Regions from separate parts of the Homo sapiens genome. Here region 2 is linked to region 1. The links are chromatin contacts, found by Hi-C or POLR2A ChIA-PET in ENCODE. All regions are on one chromosome and are shown on one strand. Each heading gives the region's core, a stretch centred on a gene start or an enhancer-like site at or near the end of the contact. The rest is flanking DNA. Distances are from core to core; before and after follow the strand shown. Region 1 overlaps CAMTA1 (calmodulin binding transcription activator 1). Region 2 overlaps CAMTA1 (calmodulin binding transcription activator 1).

The links. Hi-C counts contacts between places; a loop is a spot of excess contacts on that map. ChIA-PET counts read pairs that join two places held with the same protein, here RNA polymerase II (POLR2A).
Region 2: a map of posterior vena cava shows a loop between it and region 1 (17-fold over the local background). The contact joins two enhancer-like sites. A Hi-C loop is called at or near these places in 2 of 168 maps with a recorded cell type or tissue (posterior cingulate gyrus and posterior vena cava). POLR2A ChIA-PET finds 5 or more read pairs at or near these places in 2 of 52 experiments (A673 and WTC11).

What each region holds. Positions count from the first base shown.
Region 1 is chr1:7,451,941-7,456,994 of GRCh38, reverse strand. The region is part of intron 5 of CAMTA1 (calmodulin binding transcription activator 1); the gene reads right to left. Among named protein-coding and RNA genes, the nearest start is that of CAMTA1-AS1, 13 kb to the right of the region's middle. Within about 2 kb of position 1,399, at least 6 of the 41 ENCODE cell types and tissues checked have a DNase peak (open chromatin) inside an H3K27ac peak, as active enhancers do.
Region 2 is chr1:7,488,518-7,493,984 of GRCh38, reverse strand. The region is part of intron 6 of CAMTA1 (calmodulin binding transcription activator 1); the gene reads right to left. Among named protein-coding and RNA genes, the nearest start is that of CAMTA1-AS1, 50 kb to the right of the region's middle. RefSeq lists an enhancer at 1,649-2,284. Within about 2 kb of position 2,025, at least 12 of the 41 ENCODE cell types and tissues checked have a DNase peak (open chromatin) inside an H3K27ac peak, as active enhancers do.

The DNA of each region.
Region 1 (5,054 bases), core at 150-2,649:
GAACGGGAGGGCGGCGCCGAACTCTGCTGGGCCTCGCTCCACTCTCCACATGGGCTGCTCCCATCTGGGCCTTGCTGCACGCTCCACATGGGCTGTTCTCGTCAGCTCTAGCGCCTGCTGCTTAGGGTCACGTCCAGGAACCTGGCCACTCTCACCTGCCTGTTTTCCCACCCTCTGAGGACGTTCAGCCAGGCCCACATGGGCCCCTGCTGTGTCCCAGCACCTGCCAAACCGCTTTGGGGAAGGCAGCCCAGCTCCTCACCCTGCACAGGCCCAGCCAAGCGGGAGCTGGAGACCTGCACCTTTCGTGTCTCAGAAATCTGTCCTGATACCTGGCTCCCTGCGGGCCCCAGCAAAGAACAGGCTTTCTCTGAGCTGGGTGTGCCAGGCTGCTGGGATCTGCGGTCCTGTCATCAGCAGGAGCTCTGCTCAGTGTACGTGTATATTCTTGCTCAGTTATCTCCCACCCACTGGCTCTTGTTCTTTTAGCCTATTTCAATGTATCAGTGCTGTTGCTATCTCAAATACTTCCTAAAAGTACTGGGCATAAATAATATATAAATAAAGTGAAATTCCCTCTCTTTCATCAAAATGTACCGCTGAGACCTATTTCTTGGAGCCCTGCCAAGTGGCTAGAGCTGGTCTCCAGAGTGGTGTATACTGGTGATGGCCTGCCTTCCTCCTTCCCGCTCCCTGTCCTTCCTCCCTCCCATTCTTCTTGCCTCCCTGCCCCCCTTCCTCCCTTCCTCCCTCCCTCCTTCTCTCCCTCCCTCTCTCCCATTCTTCCTCCCTCCCTCCCATTTTTCCTCCCTCCCTTCCATCTCCCTCCCTCCCTTCCTCCATCCCTCTGTTATGGGTACCCCCTCACCCTTCACCAGGTCTGCCTGCATTAAGCACAAGGGATCTCTGACGAATGCCTGCAAGTAGCTCTGGGTCTGATGTGTTCCTTATCAACAGCCTGTTAGGCCAGCAGGGGTGTTGTGTATTTCAGCCTCAGGGATGACCAACGGTGGGACCCTGAGCCTTGGTAAGGAGGCTCAGGCTGTACCCTCTGGCGCTGGGAGCTTCGGCTACACAGCCCCAGGTGGCCGGCCTTTCTCTCTACTCATCTGCCATTCCCAGAGGAGAGCAGATGCAGATGCCAGGAGCCCACTCCCCGAGGCCATTCTGGACGGCACGGAGGGCCAAGTGCTGCCCAGAAATCAGTGGCTCTCTTCTCCTGTGGGCAGGCGTCTGCGGGGCTGGCACTGCCGGGATTCCTGGCTGTGGTTACTACTCAGCTCCAGAGCCTGCTGGCATCCAGCTCCCCAGCGCCGCCCGCTCTAGGCACCTGTGACGCCACGTAGGTATCCACGGCACACTCCAACATGTGCGGCTGCATGTGGCCAGGGAGTCTGGGCAGGGATTCTTGCTTAAAACGGACAACAGGGTTTTGCTTATGAAGCAGGTGGAGGGAAACGCCGGGCCGGTCTGTGGCTATGTTAATGCAAGGCTGAGCTGTCTGCCAGGACATTAAGAGGAGTTGGATTCCTGAAACCAGCTTTCATCAGCAGATTTTTAAGGTTAGAATTACTCTCTCCTCTTGAAGGCTTGCCAAGGTTAATTCGGCCTGAGCATGCAGAATTAATGGGCTGGGCAGAGGGAATCGGCCTTTTCCCGATTTTTTCTCAAGTTCACGAAAACATCTCTACAAAAGAGAGCAGACAGCAGGGCGGCATCAGGCCTTCCACCTGGGAGCCAGTGTCGGAAACACACACGCAGAACCATGCCGAGCCGCGGCTCCTGCACTAGAGAAGCAGGAGGGATGGGCAGCATGTCTTGTCCTGGAACAGACTTAGCAGGGTCTGCACAGCAGCGCCCCTTCCCCTGAAAACAAATGTGCCTCAAACACCTGCAGATGCGCTGCCCCAGCCAGGCCGGCCCTGGATGCCCCCAGGGCCCTGAGTGCATCGGAACCTCCGAGGCTCTGGCACGGAGCAGGGGGATGAACCCCAGCTGAATCACTCAGTCTCACTGAGCCCTGACTTCATCATCTGCAGAATGAAAATAATAGTAATGGTGAGACTTCAATAATAACTGCTGATAAAATAAGTCTGCAGTTTAGCAGAAAGAAGGGCTGCACTGTGAGCGCTCTGGGATCTCGGGCAGAGGAGAAGCCAACCTTCCTTTAACACAGGGACTGAGGAACTTTGCCCCTTGCAGGAAGAGGTAATGTCCCCAGGGAGCTCTGCACCCTCAGACCCAGGCTGACTGAGGCCTCCCGCCCAGCACTGCTGTCCAGGCCTCAGACCCTCAGGAGGAGAGAGCTGAGTAGGACGAAGCGGGGGTAGAGGCCCCTTCCTATCCTCCCTGATCAGGCAGAGAAACTCACTCGGTCCTCCTGGATGGAGGTCGGGGTGCCTGGCCTTGGGCCTGGGGTGCCTGGTGGAAGTTTGGGCACTAAGCCAGACTTGGGTTTGAAACTCGCCTGCACATCTTAGCAGCACTGATGACTGTGGGCCAGTGGCCGCGACACTGAATCACAATGTCCTCATTAGTAGGGAGGGGATGAAGGATGACCCTGATCTTGCAGGTTTGTTGGATTAAATGACAATACGTTTGCAGTGACTGGCACATAAAAGGTCTTCGATAAACACAAACCTCCTCAGTTTCCCCAGACACGGGGCACTCTGTCCCCTGCCTGCCCATCTCTTGATTACAGCAGGATCCTCCTAATAGCTCCCCATGGCTCAGGCGGCCACCTAGTGGGGACTCCCGCCCAGGAAGTGTGAGGCGAGGTCGCCTCTGCCATTTCCTCTCTCCTCAGCTTCCTCAAGGAGTCCGGGCTGTTTTAAAATAAACGGCAGCTTCCAAGGACTCGAGAGCCCTGCCCAAGTGCAAACAGAAAGGGGGACAGAGTCAGAGCTCCCCTCGGGGACATAAGCTCTGGGATCCCCTCCCCACTGGATGAGCACAGGGACCTCCTTTTATAAAAATGTCAGATCCTCCCTGGTTCCGCTCAGGTCTCCCCTGAAATTCCCAGCTCTCTTCAGAACCAACCACATAGGTCTTAACCCAACACGCCTGCTGCAGCTCACCACAGTGGATGCACCTCCAGGTCCCCGGGCTGCTGCGGGGGGCCGGGTCCCAGCATGAGTGAGCAAAGACTCCACAGCAGCTCCAAGGAAAGTGGGAACCCCACCGTCCCTTTCCTTCCCTCCCTCAGGGGGGTCTTTTGTCTGCCACAGCCACCCCTTCTTCTGCCTAAGGGTCAGCTCTCTAGGCCTTGCCTCCTACTGAGGAGAGAGCAGGGAAGGCCAATGGGACCAGCCTGTTGCCTGCAACATGGCTTTTATGGCCAGTACCACCTTTGTGCCATCTGCCCACATGTCCCCCTCCAGGGACAGGTGCAGGGCAGCCTTCCCCCAGGACTTGGGGGGACCAGGGAAGGCCTGTTTGGCTCAGAGCTGGGGGTTCCAGCATAGTGCCTAGAACTATTTCATCCGGACATAAAATGCTAAAAGGGCTGCCTTCTCTGTGGAAAGGCCTGGAAGGATTGGTGGAGGAATTTCCTTCCTGATTAGTGGTTCCTAGATTTGGGGTCCAGGAGTATAGAGATCTAGGCACCTGGACAGACTGCTGGAAGCTGTCAGGCCCACCCCTGACTCTGCAGATAATGACAGTGGGGAGGGAGGTGCAGGGAGAGGGGGACCTGCCCAAAGCCACAGTCACCCCGTGTGGCTCATTCTGGGCCATGTGCTTTCTGGGCCAGCCTCCTCCCGTGAACCTCCCAGGCTGGGGAACCCAGGCTGCCGCTGGACACGATTCCACATTTATGCTTCAGGGACGAAGCCAAAAGAAGGTTCTGCCACCAGATGCTGCTGGGAGCTCGGACTCTCCAAAGCTTCCCCTAGGGTCCTCCTGTCCCAGCAGCAGCTTTGCTGCCTCACATGGGCTGAGAGCAGGCCAGGAGGTCCTGGGGGCTGGGATGGGGTCTTATTTCATCTGTGTTTCCTTGGAGTCTAGTTAGTCAACTGGAAGCCGATTCAAGAACCTCGTTTGAACTTCATAGAGAAACTGTGGCCCATTCCTCAAAAAGTTAAACATAGGATTAGCATACAACCCAGCCATTCCACTCCTAGGTAACTGCCCAAAAGAACTGAAAACAGACTCAAACAGGTACCTGCACACACATATCTACAGTGGCACACTTCACACAAGGCAGGAACAGCCTACATGCCCATCGGCAGAGGAAGAGGTAAGCAAATGTGGGCTCGCCATACAATGGAACGTTATCCACCCCGAGAGGGGAACCAAGAGCTGACATGCGCCACAACATGGATGAACCTTGAAAACAGACTCACTGAAAGAAGCCAGGCACAGAAGGCCACACATTGTATGATTCCATTCCTAGGAAACATTCTGAAGAGGTCAACCTATAGGGTCAGAATGCAGATTGGTGGTCGCTAGAGGCAGAGGGAGGGAAGAAGGGGGAACGGCTGCTAATGCATTGGGAGTTTCCCTTTGGGGTGATGAAAGTGTTTTGGAACAAGATAGTGGTGATGACGGTACAACACTGTAAATGTACTAATGCTTCTGAATTGCTGACTTTAAAAAGTTAATTTTGCATTATGTGAATCTGACCAAAATGAAAACAAACAAAAAGAAACCGTGGCCCAGGCACAGACAAGGGCCAGGGATTCCACTCTGTCCAGTCCCTGGGGAAGCTGCCTCAGCACACACACCCTCCTGGCAGGGCGGAGGGGGGCCTGGAGAGGAACCAGGGGGGATGCAGGAGACACAGACCCCCCGTGAGTCTATCTGTTCAACTGACAAGTTTGCCGAGCACCTATTATATTCCAGGCCCCATTCGAGGTGCTGAAATTTGATGGGGAACCAGGCAAAGTTTGTCCTGCCCTTGAGGCCTCCAGTTTAGAGGGGGGTTAGCCCCCCGGCCTGGTGTTCTGTGTAGCCTAGCCCAGTGAGCCTGAGGTCCAAACCTCAGCACTGCGGCTGGGAGCTGCCTGCCTCTTGTGTCCCCTCCATATTAGCTTCTAAGGGGCCCACCTGCCCAA
Region 2 (5,467 bases), core at 776-3,275, 36 kb before region 1:
AGATGGGCAGGAGAGGCCGGCGGGTGGCCTGCTGAGCCTGGGAGGCAGAGACGGGGAGTGAAGCCACATGGCCCCATGGGGCCATCCAGCACTGCAGAGGTCTCAGCAGCATCCCGCCCCCGACAGGTGCCACGTGACCCCCAAGCTGAACACAGAGCACACACCCACAAGACTACAAAATCTCCCAACAGCCTCATTTCATAGAACTGCATTTCGCTGACTTCTGTAGGATGCGTGGCCAGGGAACCCTTTGAGGGAATCCTCGAGAAGGTGCCCTGAGTTTACAGAGTGGGCAATGTCCCCTCAAGGACAAACTCTTCCGCTGACCCCCCCCCCCCCCCAGTTCCCTGGGGGATGGATGCTGTGCTTTTGAGGAATAAAAGAAAGGTCAGAGAAGGATCTAAAGTGTGTGGATCCGTCGTTGCGTGCCTGGTACTGTGCTTGGCACTTTCTTATGTGTGCCCCTGCGCGTGTGTGTGTTTGTATGGTTATGTGTGTGCACGCCTGTTTATATGTTTTTGTGTGTTTGCACGTGTGTTTGTATGTTTGTGTGTGCATGTGTGTATGTAGGTTTGTGTTTTTGTGTGTGTGCACGTGTTTGTTTGTGTGTGCGCACGTGTGTTTGTATGTTTGTGTTTGTGTGTGCATGTGTGTGTACGTAGGTTTGTTTGTGTGCGCATTTGTATGTTTGTGTTTGTGCGCGTGTATGTTTGTGTGCGTGTGTACGTAGGTTTGTGTGTGCGTGATTGTACGTTTGTGTGTGCGTGTGTATGTAGGTTTGTGTTTGTGTGTGTGCGTGTTTGTATTTGTGTGCGCGTGTATGTAGGTTTGTGTTGTGTGCTCACGTTTGTATGTCTGTGTGTGCGCGTGTGTGTATGTAGGTTTGTGTTGTGTGCTCACGTTTGTATGTCTGTGTGTGTGCGCGCGTGTGTATGTAGGTTTGTGTTTGTGTGTGCGTGCATGTGTGTTTGTAGGTTTGTGTTTGTGTGCGCGTTTGTATGTTTGTGTTTGAGCGCATGTGTATGTAAGTCTGTGTTTATGTGTGCGTGCGTGTGTGTTTGCAGGTTTGTGTGTGTGCACGTGTGTATGTAGGTTTGTGTTTGTGCATGTGCGCGTGTGTTTGTAGGTTTGTGTTTGTGCGTGTGCGTGTTTGTATGTTTGTGTGTCTGTGCGCGCATGTGTATACGTAGGTTTGTGTTTGTGTGTGCACTTGTGTATGTAGGTTTGTGTGTGTGTGCGCGCGTGTGTGTATGTAGGTTTGTGTTTGTGTGTGTGCCTGCGTGTGTGTTTGTAGGTTTGTGTTTGTGTGTGTGTGTTCGTATGTTTGTGTTTGTGTGATTGTATGTGTTTGTGTGCGCGTGTATGTACATTTGTGTGTGTGTGTGCACGCGTGTGTGTATGTAGGTTTGCGTTTGTATGTGCGTGCGTGTGTGTGTTCAAGCCCTCACAGTGCTATGCAGGAGCGGATGAGCTCTCTCTCTTTCATGGCCATGGAAACCCTTTCCATCCTTCACTGCTGCCTCCTGAGCAGCCCGGGGGCTGGTGGCAGGGGCATAGAGCACCCTTGCTCATGTGCACACCCCAGCTGAGGATCCCAGACTGCAAAAGGCCGGAGCCAGCTCTTCTGAGCCTCTATGCATGTCACGCCCGTAAGCCCTGCCCAGCCCTAAGCAGGGCAGAGCAGGTCCTGGGCCCCCGTAGTGCCTTCCTTTTATCCTCTTCACTGAGAAGTTGTGCTTTCTGCCGACTTCACTCTATAAGCTGAGTGTATCGCCCTGGCCTTCCTCGCAGAGGATGATGGGAAAGACGCTCTACCAAGGAGGACTTGCTTAGCAACTTCCCAGCTGGGGTGACCATCATGCTCTTGGACGGGAGGGCACCCTGAGCCTAGTGGGAGCGTGTCCCATCCTAGACAGGTTTCCTCGACTCCACCCTAGAGCCAGGGAGTGGCCTTGAGCCTCCTGTTTAGAAGCTCTAACCAAGCAGGTGACATTCTGACATCCACAATGTGGCAATCAAGACTTCCAGGGTGAGCTGGCCAGAGCTGTGGACACAGATTCGGCAGCAGCATGGGTCTTTGTTTCGTCGGAACACCAAAGCCTCGGCAGAAGGGAGCCCATTAAGTTTGCATTTTCCATCATGGAGCAAGTAAACAAACCCAGAGGAAGCTCTGCCCATCACTGAGCTGGCTTCGCGACAGGAAATGGTATGAGTGACTTCGTTTTTAAACATTATTATCCTCTTGAAAGCAAAAGATAAAGGATGCCTTGAAGCAGCCAAATTGCTTTGGCTCAAAAATCATTTTAAATACCATTTCCTTTAACAAGCCTGCTGCCTGGGCAACGGATCAACACTATTCATTTTAACCTTAGTCAGTAGAAAAAAAAATCACCGAAGTGCTTGTAATTATTTAACGCTCTGCCTTTTTCCCCGCCCAGATTGGTTAACTAATGACCAAAACAATGCACGCCAAGCCCTGTTTTAAGCAATTGGACAATCGGCAGTACACGCAGAACATTCCGGAACCATCTTCCCTCTGTGTCTACTCTAAACATGGGCGGGGGGATTCAGGGTTAGTTTTGGCCTTTTCCAGAAAGTGAGAGAAATAGCCTTCCCCTCTATGGTTTGTGTTTGTGAAATCACCAGGTGGGGGTGAGAGTTCACCCGTGCCCGTCCTTAAGTAAACAAGCATCAAGAGGCTCCTTGAGAAACCTTATGAACAGGAAAGAGGGTGGGTGGAGTCCTCCCGGCTCTGCCTTGGTGAGTGCGGCTCAGGTGATGGCAGGGGGTACATGGAGGCCGGGGGTGGTCTCTCAGGGTGCTGTACAGCCCAAACACCATCAGAAAAGCTTGGAGGAGTTCAGATGTGGAGGTAGACCATGCTAGAGCCTCCTTTTTGTTTTGGAAGGGAACAGAAGGAGTTTCATTAGGTTATTTGCAAACAACAAAACTCACACAAATTCAAAGAAAATGACATTCACAGAACAAAAGCTGAGTCAATGGATCGGAGCTGGAGTGGGGAAGAGACAAGCACAGAAGGAAATATCTTTGCTACCGAAGCCAGAAGTCCTAAACTGCTTTGGGGTTATGTCCTCAGCCTGGAGGCCCAAAGTCTTCCCAGGAAAGAGCATCCTGCCTGAGAGAGGAAAGCACCTCCCACTTTCTGCATCAAGGAGAGGATCTCGGCCTGACAACCCAGTCAGAGGACTCCTGCGGCAGCAGCACCTTCTAGCACAGACCTCAAAAGGTAACGCACGGTGGCTGGGTGCCAAGGCCTCAGGTCACACTGGCCACTCCCTGGCAGAGGGGCTGCTTTGTCACTTTTTTTTTTTGAGATGGAGTTTCGCTCTCGTCACCCAGGCTGGAGTGCAGTGGCACAATCTCGGCTCACCGCAACCTCCGCCTCCTGGGTTCAAGCGATTCTCCGGCCTCAGCCTCCCGAGTAGCTAGGATTGCAGGCACGTGCCACTACGCCCGGCTAATTTTTGTATTTTTAGTAGAGACGGGGTTTTGCCATGTTGGCCAGGCTGGTCTCGAACTCCTGACCTCAGGTGAACCGCCTGCCTCGGCCTCCCAAAGTGCTGGGATTACAGGCATGAGCCATCGCGCCCGGCCAATCACTGCTTTTGATAATGACAGTTCCGACTTTATGGAGGGCTCACTGTTGTGTTCTGGGCAATCGATGCCCGCGGCAGTGACCGCACATTCCTAACTGCATCTCTTATGGAAAGCACATCTCCACATTGTGCACGGTGCAATCCCATGCGAGGAGGCATAGCAAGGGAAGCTCAGCACCAGATTCACCCAGAGGACAGGCTGGTCCTGGATGTGGGGAGAAGAGCTATTTGCTCCTATCGTACTCTGCAACATTAACTAGGATGCCCGAGTCACTCCTGTAGCAGAAAGCAGTCACCCTGAAGCAGAGGCTGCCGCGGAGGGCTTCACCTTCAGGACGTCACCACAGAGCAGGCCTGTGAGATCCAATATCCCGGCGTGGAACATTTCCTCGGGGATCCAAGTGCCCTCCCGTAACCGCTGAAAGTCACCCCATCTGCTGAGCAGCCAGAAGCAAGCTGATGATGCCAGTAGCCAGTCACCCCGTCTGCTCGGGGCCAGACATGGAGGAGTGGGGACGGACATGTCCCACCCTCGTCTAGGTCATGGGATGCTGGCCGAAGGCCCCTGGCATGGGAACTGCTCCGGGCCAGGGGTTGTGGAGGGCTGGACAGGAAAGGAATGAGGATCGCCTCCACCACTACAGCCTCAGGAGGGTGGGGAGGCTGGATGCGTGCCACTTTAACGAGTGTGTATTTACCAAATGGATAAATTCTGCGCAATGCTTTGCATTCCAAATAACTTGCCACCAGGTCCCTTGTGAGTCTCCACCTGCCTAGACTGTGAGCTTCCTAAGGGCTGGATCACCCCTGCAACCCTAGCACCTGGCATACTACCTGACCCCTAACACGCATGGATGCCTAAGGAGTGAGTTCCTCCGACACCTGGAGAACGAGATGCAGAGGCTCGCCGGGAGCCCCAGTGCCCTGCATGCCAATGGCACACATCTTCTCCAAACACAGCCTCTCTCTAAAGAGCTGCCTCAAATCAGCCATGCCTTGCCCTGACAGCTGTTTCCTTCCCCTGCAAAGACCCTCGAAAGATCTCTTGGCTGTGATTTGATTTGAGCTCTTCTGGAAGGTCCTATAGAGGGCCTTATCTAGGTTGTTGAATCTTTTTCAGCATCTGGAAACGGGGGACAGAAACAAATGGGAGTGTGTCTAGGGGGCGGCAGGCATCATGGCCCCCCTTCCCAGGCCAGGGCCCACCTGTGGCAAAGGAGGCCCCAAATAATAGCCATCCTGGTTTTCTTGCATGTGAGGCCACGGAGTGTGGTAGCTGTTGCCGAAGGTGACTGAGGTGGGGAGAGCTCAGATTTACCCAGAGGCTCTGTGTCCCTCTTTGCAGAAATGTCAGAGCCCATGTGGCGCTGGGGGTGGCAGCGTGTGTGTGTGTGTGCTTGTATGTATATGTGTATGTGTGAATGTGTATTGTGTGTGACGTGTGCATGGGTATGCATGTGTGTATAAATGTACATATGTACACGTCTGCAATGTGTATTGTGTGTATATATGTATGTGTATATCATGTGCATATGTGTGTGATGTTAAGGTACATATTTGTATTACATGTGTGTATTTATATTGCAAATTACAAGCATGTGCATATGTACATGTATGTGTATATATGTGTACATTTATGTGTACTATGGGTATGTATGCATATGTATATATTTATGTGTATATGTGTGTGTATGCAAGTGTTTATATGTGTGCACATATGTGCTTATATGTATATGTATATTGTATGTGTATGTGTTACATGTATCATGCATGTATGTGTACACATGTGTACAGATGTATGTGCATGCATGTGTACAGATGTATGTGTGTGCATGTGTATTGTGTGTACA